Linked DNA regions of Homo sapiens: region 2 is linked to region 1. A link is an interaction called in ENCODE POLR2A ChIA-PET data of the cell type or tissue named here. Cell type or tissue: GM12878. All regions are shown on one strand.

Region 1 (2,500 bases):
ACTGCTCTCTTTTGACTCTGTACTAGAGGCAACTATCAGTCTCACACTCAGCTTCAGCCCATGTTCCCTTCCTTGGGGAGTCCTGTGCATCATATCTGCTGAAAGAGTATGACAACAGTGTGTAGAGTTCTGACTTTTCTGTATGCACATGCAGATAGAATATAGAAGAGTGTACAGGTTCGGGAAGCTGAGCCAGGACCAGGCACTCTGATGGTTCCCTAAGTCCCACGTGAATTCCTAGAGATAGAAGCAGACAATCTAATTTTTTTTTCTTTTTCTTTTCTTTTTTTTTTTTTTTTTTTAGACAGAGTCTCACTCTGTCACCCAGGCTGGAGTGGTGCAGTGGTGCAATCCCGGCTCACTGCAACCTCCACCTCCCGGGTTCAAGCGATTCTTGTGCCTTAGCTTCCTGAGTAGCTGGGATTACAGGCATGCACCACCACACCTGGCTAATTTTTGGTTTGGGTTTTTTTTTTTTTTTTTTTTTTTTTTTTTGAGACAGGCTGGAGTGCAATGGTGTGATCTTGGCTCACTGCAACCTCTGCCTCCCGGGTTCAAGCAATTCTTCTGCCTCAGCCTCCCAAGTAGCTGGGATTACAGGCGCCCGCCACCACGCCTGGCTAATTTTTGTATTTTTAGTAGAGACAGGGCTCCACCAGGCTGGTCTCGAACTCCTGACTTCAGGTGATCGGCCAAAGTGCTGGGATTATACGTGTGAGCCCCTGCGCCCAGCCCACCCTAATTTTCAAATAGGAAGAGTTGAATACGATCCATCTGAGAATCCTGCCATCTTACACAGTGCCCCCAACACACACCCCACAAGGAACCTTTTTTGCAGAGCTGTTCCTAGCATTAATACACAATGAGAACTTTCCCAGAATTTTTTCTATCCTGCTTTGAATTCAGGAGGAGGGAAAAAAGGTAGCAGCAAATTGTGTTGCCATGTAGCAGTAGAATGAATAATGGATATGAGAACTTCTCCAGGACTAAAACCTGTCCCCCACATTAAGGTAAACCAGGTGCAGAGAGGAACAAGCCAACCACAGGAAGACACAATTAAGTGGTAGCTCAGGCCTCTGCCTCAAAAAAGGAGAGGGGAGGCTTAATTATAAAACCAAGTGAATGACATTTAAATAAGATTAAAAACAGGAAAGAGACAGCCTCCAGGAGAGCACAAACTAATATCTCCAAAGAATCAGGTCAGAGAAAGCTGTCTATTTGAGCAGCTTTTACATGCTATGAAGACAAACAGCAAAGACAACACTCACCCAGACTTGATTTTGTGACCTGGCATGGAGCTAGGTTTAGGTACCACAGAACCCAAATCAAAACCTGTTCATTAGGAGAGATGGATAATTTCACAGTGACTAATAAAAGAATAATATTACCATCTCAGTTGCTTAGGAGAGAAGTCAAGAAACTCAAAGGACACGATGAAAATAGCACTAGTGTAACAAGCTCATGCCACCAAAACCCTGGAAGCACTATAAACTCTAGCCAATTCCAGCATCTCTGGACAAAATCACCAATTACCCAGGGACATTGCCAGCAATCAGCAGGCTCACTGTCAATCAGCAGAGTGGTGCAGGAGAGAATCTGAAGCCAACACCTGCCAGTAGAATAATTTAAAAATACTCAGCCAGATGCGGTGGCTCAAGCCTGTAATCCTAACACTTTGGGAGGCCAAGGTAGGTGGATCACAAGGTCAGGAGTTCAAGACCAGCCCGGCCAACATGGTAAAAGCCCGTCTCTACTAAAAATACAAAAATTAGCCAGGCATGGTGGTGTGCGCCTGTATTCCCAGCTACTCGGGAGGCTGAGGCAGGAGAATTGCTTGAACCAGGGAGGCAGAGGTTACGGTGAGCTGGGATCGCGCCACGGCACTCCAGCCTGGGCTACAGAGCAAGACTCAGTCGTGGGGGGAGCAGGGGGCGGGGAACAACTCTAGGTGGCTTTTCAGAATACAGGCATCTGTCTGGATGCAAGCCTAAGCACTTCACTGACACAGAGGCCAAAGAATCAAACAAGAAAATGAAATGGCTCTGGCTGTATGCTATCAGCCTCTCCAGGTGAACACAGCACACAAGTCAGTATGTCAACAGCCTGCACTGACTAAAGGCTCCACATTCCTCTAAATGAGTCAGAAATAGAACAAATCCTTTCTTTAAACGGAAATCTGCTTCCATCCTTACCATTTTCCTTGCAGTCAATGTGTATCTGCTAAAAAAAAAAAATAAATAAGGTTCTCAACCATCTTCCATTCCCCATTTTCTTGCAGACAATGCAAACCTCACAATTAGCACCCAGCCTCTTCTTTTTCATGAAAATGAGTTTCCACATGAAAGTTCCCAGATCCTAGACTTTGGGAAATGTAGGGTCCCTGTGCAGCTGCCTCTAACCAAGCATGCTCAGGAGCCACTGCCTTCTTCTAGGGCCCTATACCACCTGCTCCTTTCCCCCCACCGTTTCCTAAAGGAGTGATAGCCAAAATCACCCTTTA
Region 2 (2,500 bases), 300 kb after region 1:
ATCACGAGGTCAGGAGATTGAGACCATCCTGGCGAACACGGTGAAACCCCGTCTCTACTAAAAAAATACAAAAAATTAGTCGGGCATGGTGGCAGGCGCCTGTAGTCCCAGCTACTCGGGAGGCTGAGGCAGGAGAATGGCCTGAACCTGGGAGGCGCAGCTTGCAGTGAGCCGAGATCGTGCCACTGCACTCCAGCCTGGGTGACAGAGCGATACTCTGTCTCAAAAAAAAAAACTAAGGTGGTCTTGAGGCCCAGTATAGGTACCCATATTAACTATAACATTGTTCTAGCTTCTTAGACCTTTTCTTTTGGGGATTCTCCAAGATTTGGATTCCTTCAGGGCCTAGCTTATTGAGTTGCTTCTAACTGATATTTATTGACTATCTGGTATGTGCCAGGCATTTTTCTTAGGTACTTAGGAAGTGGGTCTGTAATGGTAAACAATCAGTCAGACTTCCTGCCCTCATAGCCACTGGTTTGACAGGACTAATGACTCTAGCTGATCATTCCAAAGCTAACATTTTGTAGCCTCTACTTTATGCTATATGGTCCCTATCAGGCATGGAATGGATGACCATGAGTGAGAGCAATCTGCTGCCAGCTTTTCTTATTCCTGCTCTTTCCTTAAGGAACAAGCCAAAGAAATAAGTAAAAACAATAGCTCATATTTGCTTATTTGGCTTTCACATGTAAAGCTGTTATGGCCAGAGTTTAGCTATTCCCAAAGACATTGGTGGGTTGCATAGCGTAATTCTGGGGGATAGGATATTTCTTTACAGAGCTTACTGGGACAGCAGGTTATGGCGTGCTTGAGTTTAAGAGGGAGAAGCACGTGCCAGGAGAAAGTGGATGTGTCAGGAGTTTATTTAAGTATAGTTTATCCTGGACAAACACACCTGTAGGGTACTGTCTGTCTCAAGCTTTGTGAATTCAGAGTCTGAGCTAGGAGGTTTGAGTCCATCTAACCTCCAGAGGTTTGCAGAGAACATTTAAACAGAGTCTGGAAGCCAACTTGGGAGGAACTATGACTTAACACCTGTCTGGCCTGGGCCTCTTAGCAGTAGCCGCTTAGGTAGAAAAGAAACTGTTTGAGAATGCCTGATACCTCAAGTTTAATCTGTTTCATTTGGAAAATGGGGAGGTGTAGAGAAAAGAGATTTTAGTAGTCATTGTCAGGAAAAAGATTGAATAAGAGTATATTATATGTGCCAGGCATGGTGGCTCACACCTGTAATCCCAGCACTTTGGGAGGCTAAGGCGGGTGGATGACTTGAGGTCAGCAGTTCGAGACCAGCCTGGCCAACATGGTGAAACCCTGTCTCTACTAAAAATACAAAAATTAGCCAGGTGCGGTGGCGCATGCCTGTAGTCCCAGCTACTCAGGAGGCTGAAGCAGGTGAATTGCTTGAACCCAGGAGGTGAGATTGCAGTGAGCTGAGATCGTGCCACTGCACTCCAGCCTGGGTGGCAGATCAAGACTCCATCTCAACAACAACAACAACAACAACAACAAAAGCGAGTATGTTATATGAAAAAAATTTGCTGGAGTCCTATTGATTAAGTGCCTACTTTTATTTTTTCCTACAGGGGTCTATAGTTTAGGGAGTAAAGTAATATATCATTATTAATCAGCATGAGAAGAAGGTTGAATGGGTCATCAGCTTTTGTTCCACTTGGAATTGAGCTTGTGAATTGTTCAAGGCCTAAGTAGGAACTAAAAGAACCAAATGTGATAAAATTTGGCAGACAAATTTTGTGAAGGGCTGAGTGTTAGGAAAGGCAATGGGCACACTTAAAAGTATCCATTTCCTGTGCCCTGTTTTACTTTCTTGGTTTATAATATAAAACTATAGTTGAGTAATACATTAGAATGTGACTTGAATTTGAGTCAGACTGACTTTGGCACCTTAGAATCTCTGTAACTTGAGTGGCCACAGACTTGTAGACATTTCAGCACAGTTAGAGTGAATAAAGGTACTGTGATTCTTTTTTTCCCCAGGGACTATTCATATTAAAAGGGTAGCTCCAAGAGGCCTATATTTTGATGACTTGATTTTGCCATTTCTTTTTACTGGGGCCTTCCCCAGATGATTTATGAATGCTCTTCATTTGACACTTTTAAACCAAGAAGTTCTTCCAAACATTTGTTTGTACTCAAGGTTAGGAAATGAAGACTCTTGAGAAGAAACAGCTCTGCATAATCTGTCCTCTCATGGGTTCAGCTCTCTCTTTTTCTCTTCCTCATACCCAGGCACACTTAGCCATCAGAACTAGTTTCCTGGCTGTTGAGGGGGCACATTTTCTACTGCATGTATCAGAAAAGGAATTGTGTAAAAAGAGGGAAAAGCATTCTTAATAGTTTAGCTCTCAAAAACAGAGAAACCTAATTTCTTTGTAGCAAAGGTTAGGGGGCAGTGTAACAGTGTGGTTTGTGGTGGGTATCAAAGTTGCTGGTGTTTTTATTGCATTTGTCCTCTTTAGCACAGCTACCTCTTGAG

What was found. ChIA-PET counts read pairs that join two places held together with the same protein. Peaks named below come from ENCODE experiments on the same cell type or tissue, not always from the same donor. Only the 100,000 strongest peaks of a DNase experiment are listed, where the experiment ranks them.
Region 2: POLR2A ChIA-PET joins it to region 1 with 11 read pairs; 2 of 35 experiments call an interaction of 5 or more read pairs at or near these places.

What each region holds. Positions count from the first base shown.
Region 1 is chr10:101,965,820-101,968,319 of GRCh38, forward strand. The region is part of intron 20 of ARMH3 (armadillo like helical domain containing 3); the gene reads right to left. Among named protein-coding and RNA genes, the nearest start is that of ARMH3, 89 kb to the right of the region's middle. In GM12878, no CTCF peak of the experiment used is centred here; no DNase peak of the experiment used is centred here; H3K27ac peaks cover 2,042 bases.
Region 2 is chr10:102,266,015-102,268,514 of GRCh38, forward strand. The region is part of intron 3 of GBF1 (golgi brefeldin A resistant guanine nucleotide exchange factor 1); the gene reads left to right. Among named protein-coding and RNA genes, the nearest start is that of GBF1, 22 kb to the left of the region's middle. In GM12878, no CTCF peak of the experiment used is centred here; no DNase peak of the experiment used is centred here; H3K27ac peaks cover 206 bases.